2 separate regions of the Homo sapiens genome follow, and region 2 is linked to region 1. A link is a contact called in ENCODE Hi-C or POLR2A ChIA-PET data. All regions are on one chromosome and are shown on one strand. The core of a region is the stretch at or near the end of the contact, and the rest is flanking DNA. Distances in the headings are between cores, read along the strand shown. Region 1 holds the start of MYO16-AS1 (MYO16 antisense RNA 1). Region 2 has its middle 51 kb from the start of IRS2.

Region 1 (7,452 bases), core at 2,430-4,929:
CTTTTGCACGCATAACTCTTGAGATTTTCAAGTGGTTTTTACTTAATGACAGCATAGAACCAACTTTATTTTAAAAATTGTAAGTGTGTTAAGGGAGAACACAGAAATCTGTGTTGCAGGCTTTGGCCGTACACACTATGTGTTACATGCTGAAGTTTAGAACCCTGATACTCCTAAAGAATTTATATTATTAATTTCATGGATCCTATTTCACAAACATCTCCATTTTGGTCTAGAGGGTTTCTGCTTGTTTCCTTGGTTTTTGGTTATGTTTTGATATTTAGAGTATGACTTGCCGTTTTTATTATTATTATTATTAAGTTTTTTAGGATCATTTCCGAAGCTGTAGTTTTTGCCTTTTGCCTCAAAACACAGAAAACTTAAATATTTTGGTGAAGAGAAGTTCCCTTTCTCCATCTCTTTCTTCCTCCTTTTTTTTTTAAATTGCAGAATTGTAACAACCACACAAATAAAATAAAGAAATAGAACACTGGCAGCTCTGCGGAAGCTCCTGTAGTCATCTCTCCAAATCGCTACTGGCCTTCCCCTCCAAATGAAATTGCCATCCTCACTTTGTGGCAGTCCGTTCTCCGAGCACCTCTTCCTTTTCAGGCGGGTCTGTAATTCTAGAGTGTGTGTAGTAGTATTGCCCTGGAGTCTTCAGTTACATTTCTCTAGTTACTAATGAGGTTGGACTCCATTAAAATTGTTTTTCTAAGTGGTATTCACATATTCTGTCCAATTTTCTTTTCAGCTGTCTTTTGTTTTTAATTTAAATAAACGTTGAATATTAGCCTTTGTTGGGTAAATGTGTTAAAAATATTTTCTCCCTATTTATGTTTTTTTTTTTCTTTTTTCTTTATGGTTAAAACTTTTGTGTCTTGCTTAACAAGCCCTTCTTTCCTTTTATGAAGTAAGAAAGATACTCTCCTATTGTTTCTTCTATCCATTTTATGATTTGACATTTGACATACAGATCTATAATCTATCAGGAATTGTTGTGTGTATAGCATTAGGCAGAGTCGAGTTTCACTGTTTGCTCCACATGGATAGCAATCAATTATTCTTCCCCAGTGCTCTCACATGCCAATTTTGTCATAAATTAAGTGGCTAATTATGCAAGCTGGAGTAATATTATTTTCTTTCTCCTTCCTTCCTATTCTCTGAAAGCGTGTACGTGACATTGGAGTTATTTAATCCTTAGAATTTTGGAAACATTTAGTGGAGAAACCATCTGATTCTGGAATTTTCCTTGTAGGAAGGCATTCAATTACAAATTCCATTAATTTAACATTTACGGTGTTATTTAGCTTTCCTACTTCTTTTGTCCATTTTCGTTAGTTCTTTTTTTTTTAAGAATGTATTTGTTTATGTAAATTTGTAAATTTATCTTGGTGTAAAACTGTTTGTAATATTCTCTTACTATTTTTAATTTCAGCCAGATCTGTATTGATGTCCCCTTTTCAATCTAAAATCTGTTATTTGTGCCAATTTTCTCTATTTCTCTATCCCCTTGCAAGAAAATTTTCAATCTTATTGTTTTCAAAGATAATTTTTTAAAAGATAAACAACTTTCTCTTTCCTTCCTTTCTATCCCTTCACATTATTTTATTTGTTTTATATTTCAATAACTTATGTTCTTATTATCACTATCATATCTTTCCTTCCATTTTCATAGTATTTAGTTTTTGTTCTGTTTCTAATTTCTAGACCCTTTTAACACTCATCGTATTTGTTCTCTTGTGATGCAAAGGTTTGAAGCCATACATTTCCATTTCTTAAGAGATCTTTTGCAGTAACATGGATGGAACTGGAGGCCATTATCTTAGGTGAAATAACTAAGACACAGAAAGAAAAATGCTACATGTTCTCACTTATAAGTGGGAGCTAAATAACGTGTACACTTGGGCACAGAGTGTGGAATAATAGACACTGGAGACTCAGAAGGGTGGCAAGGTGGGAGGATGGGATGGAATGAAGCATATGAAACGACTTAATCAGGACAATATATACTATTCAGTTGATGTGGACACTAAAAGCCCAGCCATGGCCACGATGCCATACAGCCACATATTGACCATACCGACACTGTACCCGAGCCCCTTCCACTCATACACAAAAGACATTAGACATGTCCTAAAAGTTCTGTTGTCATATTTGCATTGTCATTAGTTAAAATATTTTGCTTTTTAATTTATTTTGTGATTTCTTCTTGAATACATTGATTACTTAGAGATTTTATTTTATCTTATTTTTTTAGACAAAGTCTGGCTCTGTCACCCAGGCTGGAGTGCAGTGGCGCGATCAGGGCTCACTGCAAACTCCGCCTCCTGGGTTCAAGCAATTCTCCTACCTCAGCTTTCCGAGTCGCCGGGATTAAAGGCATATACCACCAAGCCCAGCTGATTTTTGTATTTTTAGTAGAGATGGGGGTTTCACCATGTTGGCCAGGCTGGTCTCGAACTCCTGACCTCAGGTGATCTGCCTGCCTCGGCCTCCCAAAGTGCTGGGATTGCAGGCGTGAGCCACCGCGCCTGGCCTAGAGATGTAATTTTTGACGTTCAAATATATGAGCACTGTTTTTGCTGCTTTTTAATATTTGCACATTGTATCTTTTTCTTTTCTATCCCTTTACATTTACTCTTTCAGAATCCTTATGTTTTACTGTTTTCAGAAAACTTAGTTTTTAAAATATTCTGCTAATCATTTTTCATATAAGTTTACATTAAATAAGCCTTTTAAAGTTTATTATAATTAAATAAAGTTTATTTTCACATGTGTTTTCATATCTACTGTCTCAGAACTTTCTCCTTGCCCTATTTTTCCTATTTTATCCCCTTTTTGCATCTTTTGAGTTGACTTTTTATGATTTTATTTTTCTCTCTTTACTAGTTTGGATATTATCTACCCCACTAATATTCTTTCAGGGGTTACCTTTGAGGTTACAACTGGCAAGGTAGGTTTATCAGTGTATAATATTAAATATTATTTTACCCCTCCAAATTTTACTGCCTTTTTAGTTATTCTTTATTCTTTCCTTTATCTCTAAGCATTCTGAGTCTGTCAGTGTTTAATTCCTTTCATTTTTATTTTTTTTCCTAAAAATATCCTTAACTCCCTTTCATTATTACAGGAATTTTTGGGGGGCAGTTATTTTATTTGAGCATGTTAACTATGTTATTTCATTGTCTTTGGACTTCAGTTGCTACTTTTCGAAGATAGTACATATTTTTACCTCTAACTGCTTTTAAAATTAATTCTCGGTCTTTATTTTATAGGTGTTTTACTATGATACACCTAGGAAAGTTTTATGTATCCTACTTAGGCTTTGCAAAGGTTTCTGTTTCATTTTTACAAACGTTGGATTGATTATGGTGTAATTTAGAGACAGTGAGATTCACCTTTTTTAGACATACACATCTGTGCATCTGCAGACATGAGCACTCCAGGTTGTCTATAACACCACATGTCCTTCTGAACTTCATCTCCTGCCATTACGCCCAGCCTCCAGCAACCACTCAGCTGTTTTCTGTCTCCAGCTTTGCTTTTCCCCAAATGTTACATAAGCAGGATCACACTTAGTCTTTTGATTTTTTTTTTTTAACCTCAACACAATGCTTTAGCCATCCCTTTTTTTTATGATGCTCATTATAGTTGATCACTCTTATTTATTGCAGGCTTCATCCATGTGCTAGTTCAGCCTGTGAGATGCTGGTGAGCCCACCTCCAGGCACTCACGGACTCCCCACCCATTGAGTGTGGCCTGGATTTAGTGACTCAATCAAACGTGACAGAGTGCTGGGGTGTCATTTTCAAGACTGGGTTATGTGAAGACTGCAGCCTCCATCTGGGGTGCTCTCTCTTGGATTGCTTGCTCAGGGATGTGGGGAGAGCTGCTGTGCTGGGAGGCTGCCCATGTGAGTTGACTTGGATGTGAACCTTCTGTGGCCTGCCAATAGCCACGTGAGTGACCTTGAAAATGGATCAGCCTTCACTCAAGTCTCAAGATGACTGTGGTCTTGGCTGACAGCTTGATTGCTGTCTCATGGGGGACCTTAAACCAAAGGCACCCTGCTAAGCCACACACAGCTTCCTGGCCCACAGAAACTATGAAATAATAACCATTTCTTATATAAGCCTCCAAGTTTTGGGAGTAATATTTTGCACAGTGATGGATCACTAATACAAGCCAGTCATCAGTTGAAAGACACTGAATTTATTTCCAGTTTTATGTGATTATGAATAATGTCACCATATGCATTTGCATACAGGTGTTTGTGTGGACACTGCTGTCATTTCTCTTGGGAAGATACTGAGGAGTCAGATTGCTGGATCCCGTGAAGAATGTATGTTGAATGTTATAAAAATCTGCCAACTTAAATCTGTTTCCTGGTGCTCTTTCGTCAGCATTGGGAGATGCTCTAACATTTCTCACCAAGTCTTTCTTCTGCTCATGCGCTCCCTCTTCTTTCCCTAAGACTTCAATCATCCTCCTCATTGCCCTTTATATCTCTAAACCATTGTCTGGAGTTTCCATTCTTCCCTTTTGCTTCAATCTGTTTCATTCTGGGGATTTTCTGAGTTATCTTCCACTTCTCCAGTTATTTTTTATTTGTTTTGTTTTTAAACAACTATATCTAATTAAATTTAACTTTATCCTCTGTTGTACTCAATTTTATTACTGCATTTTCCAATTTCAGAATTTCCATTTGACGATTTCCTTATAGTTTCCTATTTCTGCTGAAATTCTCGTTGTTTTATTTCGTGGGGGGCTGAGTAAACATACTTATTTTAAGGCATGTGTCTTTGAATTCCAACCTTTTGAATCCCTGTGGACATATTGCAATTGGCTGCCGTCTCTGCTTTTAATTTTTTATCTTATTTTGTGTGCTCCTATGCCTGGTTATTTCTAACTGTGTTGGACTTTGCATTTGAAAAATGGTTTCTATGAATGTTTTGAAGCCTAGGATGCTATTACTGCCCTTTGGGGAAAATGTACACGTGTTTCTCCCAGGTACCTGTAGGCCTGGTTACATCTGGGCAACTCAACATGGTTCTTGGTTCTGGTTCACTCTGACTCTTGGGAAGAACACTTGAAGGCCCCACCCCAAGGCCTTGGTGGGGCCACGACTCAGTTTCTTGCCCTGTAATTTGAGAAGGCAGTCAGAAGCACAACTTGACTTCTTAGCTGCCTTCTCTGAACAATGTGGGTACCCTTATGTCCCCATGAGCCAAGCTTCAAGTGTGGGCTTCCTTGCTTCGGCTCACCTTGCACCCCACTCCCAGGTCTTCAACTGCTTCCCAGCATTTCAGCATCATGATGGTTCTCCCACGCCTCTAATTAGACTAAACAAACATGCTTTTCCCAGCCCTGCGGGAGGCCCTCAGGAATAGTTGGTCTGAGTCTTCCCATCAGTTATTCCCAGACGCCTTTGTCTTCTTTTATTTGTGAGAGAAAATACTTGCGTGATCCTCAGCTTTTGTACCTGCAATCAAGCCACTTTCTAAATGTGGCACTCATTGATGTACTTAAAATACCTGAAGCCAGTCTGGCACTTATCATTTCTTTAATATTATTTTCCTTCACATTTCTTAGTTTCCAGAATAATTTTTTAATTAAAAATATTGGTAGAGAATCTATTGCCTTCTTCTGCTCAGTATAAGACTAATTTTGGACCAGTTCTTTTAGATTAACACTCCATAAAATTTCGGAAAAGTCAACAAGGAGTGAATAGAATTCCAATTCTTTAACTGAAGCAATCATATGCTGACAATAATACTTGCAGGGGAGTTTCATGGTTTATATTCTATTTTCCAGTTCTTAACCCTACTTCATTTTCATATTTTAAATCCATTCCTCCCAGAAAGTTGATACAGCCTAAAACTTTTGTACATTTACTTCTGAGTTTAAAAAGTGCTTACCATTTGAGATGGAATTTCCATTTTCAGCAGTTATAGCACTAGATAGTGAATTAGATAACTGAATTCCATGGTTATTTGCATTTCTGTCTTGAGTCTCGGAAGTAATTTCTGACGTACTAGGGTCATCTCGGCTACTTATGTTCATGTTAGTTTCAAAACCTAAAATAAATTTTAGAAAACATAATTATTTTCTGATAACATGTACTGAATATACTGAATAAAACATTTGGAGAAAATAATAAAACATCAAATCAAACATTCATGACATTTAAAATAATAATAATCTTTAATAAAATTTGTAGCCTATATAATATTCACCAAATTTTGCCACAACAATGTCAAACAAAAAGGAAAATGTCAAGTGGTAACAATAATTTGTTGCATTCAAACATATTTATAAAGAATTTTTGATGTCATAGATCAAATAACTTGTCATTATAGTATTGCCTGTCATGAGAAAGCAATGAGTTCATGTTTCAGGAGTTTTCTGAATGATTACATTTAAATAAATTAAGGCAATCTTACAGCTTTGGAAAAAATAAGAAACACTTGAGTGATAAGAAACACTATAGTGATATTTTCAACATCACTATAAACACTTTTAGTGTCCATGTTGGAATACTGAACTTCAATACTCGACTTCCGCATTCTGCACACTAAGATAATTACTTAAATATGTAATGCTTGTCCTATGTTAAGTGTTTTGAGAGGTACGAACACGAAAGCCACTGTCCAAATTCCACTGAAGGGCCTGATGAAGACTTTTTAAAGTGATGTAATATTAATAAAGTGAAACACAGCAAATGCTTCTATTTGGAAAAATGTCCAATGGAGGTAGGTTTCCCCATGGTCACTGCATTACCCTTAGGCACAAAATCAGACTTTGCAAATCAGGCACAACTGCCATCAAGGGGCCAGACATCCCCCCATCACCACCTCTGCCAAGTTCCCTTTCTCTGACTTCACAGGTGCACCTGGGATTGGCTCTTGCTTCCTAAGGAACCTCAAAAAAGCTGCAACCTATTGGAGACTTTTGATTCAGCATCAAGGATATGCGTGAGACTTTGGTTCTTTTCTGTTGGGACACAGTTGATTCTGACTGTCTTAAAGTTAGGCTTTTCTAAAGATTTAGACTAATAAATTATTTGAATGGGACAACACACATCATTTGCTTTATTATACTTTAAATATGGCAGAACGGTGTATTACCACCCCAATCCCAATCACCGGTACCTCCATAGGCAGAGATGTTATCCTTATTTTGCTGAAGAAGGAATTAGGGTTACTCAGAGTCATGCAGTTGGAAAGAGATAGAATGGAACTTTAACCTGTATGTTCTGATTATTATTCAGTCTTTATTTTTCATTAAAAGACAAATTGGATTATGTCATTTCCATGCTGAAAAGTTTTGGATAAACTGCTGTTGGTTGCAATCTACAGAAAGAAGGTAGGAAGGAGACAGGGAGGGAAGGAGGGAGGAAGACAGGAAAACAATGAAAGAAAGCAAAAAAGGAAAGAAAGGGAGGGAGG
Region 2 (7,452 bases), core at 3,038-5,537, 670 kb before region 1:
TTCTCAGTTACCTCTGTAAAGTGGCTGTAGAATCAATGTCACCAGCCAAGGTAGGCAGGGACTTCCTCAGAACAGACAGTGAGGTAGAATAAAAGAATATGCAATTGTTCCAAGTGAATCTTAGACACATATCAGAGAGAAAGATTTAGACCAGATTTGCAAATGATGGGTATGCAACCAACATTGGCCTGGGACTTCAGCTGACTCCTGTTCTTCAACCTTTATGAGTCCAAAATGATGACTTCACACATTTTTGAGAAGGAAGTGGGGATCAGGGTTGGCTAAGCCACAGGGAATGTGGCCTGCTAATCCTGAAGACAAGGGCTGTGGTTTACACTTCCTCTCTATCCTTTCCTGCCACTCAGAAGTGGCCTGGGCATGCACGCCGCATGTGCCATCACTTAATGCTGGTTTGGTTTGACTTTCCAGAAACCAGCCATTCTTCTGCTTGCCCAGATGCTGAACTTCTCATTCTTCAAGAGCTGGTTCAGATAATGCTTCTGTGAAAATGTCCCTACCCCACGTACACAGTCTGAGGCCATTTGCTCTGTGCTCCCCAAAACCACATACAGAATGGCTGAGTCACTCAATGCTATGATACAAGTCTTTGTCACCTGCCTGTCCCACTACCCTTGAGTCACTGACAGCACAGTTCCAGTCTCTTGCGTCTCTGTGTCAGCACTGGTGAGGTGCCTGCCACATTCCATGTGTTCCATAAATGTTCTTTTTCAGAAGGAATTTGAGATGAACAAGGGCTTGGGGATCATTCAGCAGGATACAGACGCTGACAGCCGGCACGCAGCGGCCACACCGGCACAGTTAATCTCTTGACTCTGACACCACAGGAAGCAGACCCCATACATAATGCTGGCTTTATTTTCTCCACGTTCAGGCTAATCAGTCCTAAACACTCTTCTTCTTGTCTCTTAAATGCCTCTTTTCCTCCACAATTTTATTTTTAAAAATGCTTCTTGTGCCTTCGTTCTATTCATATCAGTTCTCTTAATTATAAAAATAGGCTGACTTTTAAAGATTAACTTATATATTAGCCTATTAAACTATCTAAGTTATGTGGCAGATATTATTCAAAACTTACTAGTAATAGATATTTTGCCTGCCAAACCCTTCAAAATGTCATATTACACCAAAGGCTGTTGCTTAGGTTAATTTAGTCACACTAGAATTAATCCAATTAGTGCACTAATTTTTATTTTGATCTATCATGATTTCCATGAAGTGTATTCTCTGTTAGAATATGCCCTGCCAAGAATGGATATGTCATTCCATAGCCAGCAAGGAAGGGTATCGAGGAAGAATGTTTAATGGCGGGAGAAAAGACCGGCCCTCATTGTTTATTAAACAGGAAAGTGAGTTCGAATCTGTTATATTATGACCCTGAATGTGAAAAAAAAAAAAAGACAGCTTATCTTTGGTTGGGAGGCCTGGGAATGATTTTGATGATTTTGATTTTTCTTCTTTATGCTTCTAGGGATTGGGGGGATTTCTTGGATGGACAGAAATTTCTTTACATCAGGTGGGGCAAAAGCACTTTTAAAAATCCTTGGCATTTGGAAAGCTTAAGCCATAGACTTAAAACTTCCCACCTCTCCTTGAATATCCAGAGAGTCGGGGCAGTGGGGGCCCTTAATTCACAGAAAGACCAGGAGACTCTTGCTCCCCTTCAAGGTGTGAGAAATCTCCCCACCACTGCAGGTGCATGGCAGGTGGGATGTCACTAGTGTTAGAAGGTTGTGACCTGGATCTGGGGAAGGCCACCGTGTTCTGTAACTGGGTAAGTCCTTGAAGAGCAGGGGAGCCCATACACATGTTTCACCCAGGGGGCAGAAAGGGGTGTCATTTGTACAACTCCACATTCAGGTAAACGGAGGAGATCAGCCTTCAAGGAATAATGGTGGAGTCTTGCCAGGCAGGGCCACCTCCCACGTGGCTGCGTGCAGCTGCCTTCTAAGGGATGGAACAGCACCTGGGGGTCCAAGGGGTTCTATCCCAAGAAGAGATAACCCCAGAGGACGACCCAGCTGATTGGCACAACAGGATGACTCCAGACTGAAGTCAGATGGGCAGTCCTGTTGCACCTGCCAGCCTACAGTGCTTCTAGAAAAAGAGAAATAGCAGTCCTGAGTAACTGCTCTAAAACCAGGCATTTTATAATACATAAAGCGTTCTTTTGATGCCGGAAAACAAATAGCATCTTGGTCATATAGATGAGGAGACTGAGGCCCAGGGCAGTAGTAACTCAGACAGAAAGTGGTTCAGCTTCAACTCACACCTGTGTCCCCAGCCTCCACCTGGATTCCACGCCTCCTCACCACTTCAGGCTTCTTCCTCAGTGCGTGGAGCTGGCTGTGCCTTGAGTACATCAGGTAAGGCCTCTGAACTACGAAGTCCGTCTACAAAGTGAGGCTACATTCTTTCTGATGTTGACTTCACACAGCAAAGCACACCAAGGCAAAGACGGCATGTGTGTTCTGATGATGGAGGATTCCAGGAAGGCCACAATTAGAATGGCTTCTCCATGGGACTGTGCTTTCTCCTACTAGGCACCAAAATGTTGGTGAAATGGGAGCACTGCCTCTAGTGTTGGACAGTAAGTTTCTGAGTAAGTTTAATCACACATTTATATGTATACACTGTATCTAGCCCCCTTCTAAATTCCACACATATATACAATTTGCGATCCACAAATTAATTTTTCATCTTGTTGGAATGCTGGTTTCCTCAACACCTATGAAACAAGCCTTCAAAATGGCAAATGGGATCACTTCCACTTTCACTTTGATACTAAACTATGTTTGAAAGAAATGTATTAATTTTACAAGCCTGTAATGACCGCTACTTTCAGTACATTGTAAGGGCACGAGTTTCTGAGCTCCCTACAAACCAAACAAATTAACCAACGCAGCACTTCAAAACAATGAGCCAGTTAAGGTCTGTTTCTACTTTTGTTGTTCGAGTTGCTCATGCATTTGTTTTTCAGGGTTTTAAAAAATTTTTTTATTATTTTTTAAAATTTTTATGGGTACATAATATGTGTATGTATGTCTAGGGTACATGGGATGTTTTAATACAGGCATGCACTGTAAAATAAGCACATCACGGAGAATGGGGTATCCATCCCCTCAAGTATTTATCCTTTGAGTTACAAACAATTCCATTGCATTTTTTATTTTAACATATACAATTAAATTATTATTGACTATAGTCACCCCATTGTGCTATCAAATGGTAGGTCTTATTCATTCTTTCTATTTATTTTGTACCCATTGCTCATTTCTTTGGACTAAACTTCTTCTGCTTATAATCATTATTAATGTCTAGAAAGAATAATAGGCCTGAAAGCAAAAAATGCCAGAATTTCATGGGGTTATTTTTGTCCTATGGTAGATATGGGAAATTCAGTCCATAATTTTATATGAATATATGTTCATAAAGGCATAAGAATTATGTTAGCTAATTGCTGAGAATTGTGGAGAAATGGAGATTATTGGGCTTTTGAGACAGAACAAGGCTGCAGAGTACTTAGATTTCATTTAAGTTCAAAGATACACAGGAAGTGCTTGGTTGGTGCCGTCTCTGAGTGCAGCTGATGTTCAATGGATTTGGCCTGGGGGGAGGATGTCTAGGGAATCGGTTGGAATCCAGCTCTGGTATCAGACAGACTTGGTATTCCTGGTTCTGCTGCTTAGCAGCCATGTGACCACGAAAATGCTGCAGGACCCCTGAGCCTCCTTATCCACTTCTGTGAAGGTGGATTAATCATGTTCTTTCCTCATGAGATGGTACTGAGACTTGTATTGGACAAAGTAAGTGACATGTCATCCCAGCACTGAGTACAGGGTTACCATCCAACAAATGGCTGCACTTCTAAGTAGCAAAAGGGCCACAGTGTGAGTTTCCCTCTCATGGGCAAGCAGGACCAGAGCAGAGACCTCCAGGCTGGAGTGGAGGAGCAGGTGGAGGAGAGATGCTGGATGAGGAGGCCAGCACTGCTGTGAGAGTGGCAGCAGGTGTGCAGGGCTACGACCTGGTGTGAGCCCCCATGCTGCTTCTCTCTCCTGGGTTTCGCTGCTCACAACTTTCTCTCTTTTTTAAAGCACCAGTCACGGGATGGCTCTTGAGGCACTCATTCCCATATAACTCTCATTTTCATGTTCTCATTGTGACGGCTCCTGTGCCCTGTGTTTACAGGAAGCCTGAGTTAATAAATGCCTAGCTTCACCTGCCACAGGTCCAAGTGCTCGCTCTGCATTGGTTCTGCACAGAGGACACATGCAAGCTGAACAAGCCTAACTGATAGACCGAGGTTATCAGCCGGAAAGCCCTGGGTGTGTGGGTGAGGCAGCCCTCATGACCATCCTGAGGAAGCCGAGGGGCCCTTTGACCAGGAAGCCATGAGGCTGAACGGAGAATGCATCAGACACAGCAAGCAGGGCTCCAATTACTAGGTAGAGGGCACGAGGAGCCCAAGGTCACTCTTTACCCAATTACAATTTAAGCTTTTTTTCTCCAAATGTGATCATTATTCTTCCCTGATTGGATGTCATGCAACTGTGAATAATTTTATCATTTATAAATCAGAAATAATAGCATATAATGTCAAAACTGCTCTTTATAATGTGGGGAAGGAAAACAATAAATTTGTTTATCCTTTAACAGCCTCAAAGTGGATCAGAATGCAAGGCCCTTGATGCATAGAACAGTTTTGTCATTAGAAAGTGGATGGAAAGAATTTTGATGAAAGTTCTGAAGTCTTGCAATGCAAACGAAATGGGCAAGTTGGCAAAACTCTATTCTTACAGATGTTGATTAGTCTTTAAAAAAATGCAGGAAGCCAAAAAATGAAACCTCAGGTGTTTGAAAGAATCATTTTAGTGCTTGCAAAGATGGCCCCTTCACCTGCCGCTTACTGAGGACAAGTGAAAGCACAGACAATTTGTTTTTCTAATTGGTGGTTGCGCCACAGAATCAAAAGCTCACGCAATAAAAATAAAGCTATCCTGTTGATGCTTTCTTAGGGTGGGTTCCATTATTTCTTTTCTGGCTGTTAGTATTTCCCCATTGATTTAGTCCATGGTTGAGGGTGTTACTTAGAAACTGAAATATTGCAGAAGAGGTTTTGTAAGCAATATAATCATATGATCCATTATCCAGGCACCATGCCAGACTTTTAATCTCACAATAGCATCAGGGATGTAATTTTTAATATTATGTATGCCTGGGATTCTGTTAAAAATATAACATCGAGAACAATTTGGAGCGAACTGTGGTTTGATGTTTTGTCCTCACGAGTAAGATTCATTTTTTTTGAAAATGGGGGAAAAGTGTGAGTTTTGGATTAAATCACCCAAAAAGCCTGATTAAAAAATTTTCTTTAAATGATTAGGCAGATGGTTGGTTCCCATTGCATCAACAAACAAGGAAACCAAGCTGAAAGAAGAGGCACAAGTTGTTTCATCTGAGACTAAAAAAAAAGCTAGACAGGAGGCAACAGATGATGTGAGTGATACTGATGAGTCAAAAGGCGCAGTCAGCGGCAGAGTGTGCGCTTCGTCCCGGAGACAAGAGAATCAACGGAGAGAATGTTACGTCAACCACTAATTTGTTAATTAATTTTACAGAAAGGCATCTATGTCTCCTTACCCTCCCCCCACAATGGCATTTCCTCATTCCACTGTACACTGACGTGGAGAATTTTTCAAAAACACAAATCTTGTATAGTTCCTGACTATTCACTCAAGCGGTCCGGGTTATTTTTATTTTTATTTTTTTTGTCTCAATGGATCTGAACCAGAGCTTCATGTTTGTCAGTGGGTCTCTGGCCTCCTTATGAGAGGGAATTACTCGTTACACCACCATCCCCCACCCCTACAAGTATGCTGTTCACAGTGAAGTCCATCATCAGTGTAGGGAGTGGGACCCGGCCGGGGTCATTGGCTGAAATCCTGCTGCCACTAGAAATCAAGAAAAACACACAAGAGAAATAGAGAATGATGAGTGGCTGAAATATCTACTGGGAAGATATTTAAAATCCTCGGAAATGTCGAGAGTAGGGCTGTGAACCCTATGTTAGGACAAAGTAATTCACATCGCATAATCATAAAGAGATCATCTGGTCCATTGTTTTTAAAATTATTTCTTAGCAGATTCTGTTCTCAAGCAAAATCTTAGGCAGGCTTCTAATACCACAAAAGGAATAGTGAAGATAAAGGAAGAGCTGCTCATACTGGGAATATCCCAGCATAGATTATTCTACATGGTTCTAAGACATTTCTAATTCAAAACGGCAAGACTAAAGAGCAAAGAGTTTGCAAGAATGTGAATTTGCTGTTCAGTAATTGAGCTCACTGAAAACAAAAGTGCAGCTACAACCCAATCTCTTTTCAGAGCACATTGGAATGGGGTTCTTTCTAGCACTCAGTATGTTCACAACAACTGTTCAGTGAAGTATGGGGTACATGGAAAAATCTACATTGCAGTTTAGAAAACTTCCCAGTGAATGGTCGAATTCAAACACCATATGTCAAACCATTCACTTTTATTGATCAAGACAGGTTGTTCTCGTAGAGGGAAGGCTTAATTTAATGACTCTGGATAACAGGTGGCTTGGTTCATATGTTGATAACTATAGATAATGTGCTCTTGTTTTTTATAGTAGTACACACATCTTTCGGGACTGGAAGCCCCAAATAACAAAATGCCTCATTCACCAGCCTCTTTGCCTATCATCACCATCACCCGCCTCTTCCTGGTCATACCTGAGAAACTTCTCCTAGTCAAGGTACTATGGTCAGTGCCGACAGGGCTTCCACGAGCTCCTCCCAGAGTGACACCGTCTGTCTATGTGAATCAGAGAAGGCTCTTCCTTTTCCAGTACTATGGAATAATTACGAGGGATGCATTGAATCCTAGCAGCATGGGCTGTCCTCAGTAGGATGATGCTGTGCATGATGGAAAGTCACTATACCACTTAAGAGGAGCAGTTGCTGAGCCCTCATCCTTTACCAGCCCTCCACTGCTCTTTCCCATCATAGCCTCAGGGTGACTATGAAGGGGCAGCAGGAGGAGACCTTTCTGTTGAGGGCATAGTTCTGCACAGGAATCTACACATCTTGTAGGATGGCACGGGACTACACACATTGTAGCAATATGAATTTCCTGGTTTTAATATTGCAATGTTGTTCCACAACACGTAACCACAGAGGGAAGCCGCAAAGTGGATTAGAGATCTCTCCATATTAGTTTTGCATTTTCCTGTTAATCTATAATCATGTCAAAATAAAAGGTTTTCTTTAAAAAAAAAAAAAAGCCCTGGAATCTCTTTTTTTTGTTGGGATTTGGTCCTTCTCCTTGTCTTTATCCTGGGTACATCACCTCTGTAGCACAGGGTTGCAGGGTAAGAGCAGTCAACCAGGCTCTAGAACTAGAGTTGGG

The links. Hi-C counts contacts between places; a loop is a spot of excess contacts on that map. ChIA-PET counts read pairs that join two places held with the same protein, here RNA polymerase II (POLR2A). Pooled maps may share reads with other maps.
Region 2: a loop to region 1 is called in a pooled map, with 11 times the contacts of the local background. The contact joins the enhancer-like site here to the promoter of MYO16-AS1 in region 1. A Hi-C loop is called at or near these places in 10 of 37 single-sample maps with no recorded cell type and 7 of 50 pooled maps. POLR2A ChIA-PET finds 5 or more read pairs at or near these places in 1 of 52 experiments (OCI-LY7).

Annotation. Positions count from the first base shown.
Region 1 is chr13:109,163,530-109,170,981 of GRCh38, reverse strand. MYO16-AS1 (MYO16 antisense RNA 1) reads left to right here and starts at 3,679. Exons shown (of 3, transcript NR_047700.1): 1 at 3,679-3,963; 2 at 4,272-4,346; 3 at 6,891-7,077. MYO16 (myosin XVI) reads right to left here. Exons shown (of 35, transcript NM_001198950.3): 33 at 5,923-6,081.
Region 2 is chr13:109,833,631-109,841,082 of GRCh38, reverse strand. No RefSeq gene overlaps it. Among named protein-coding and RNA genes, the nearest start is that of IRS2, 51 kb to the right of the region's middle. RefSeq lists an enhancer at 1-1,033. Within about 2 kb of position 4,287, at least 3 of the 41 ENCODE cell types and tissues checked have a DNase peak (open chromatin) inside an H3K27ac peak, as active enhancers do.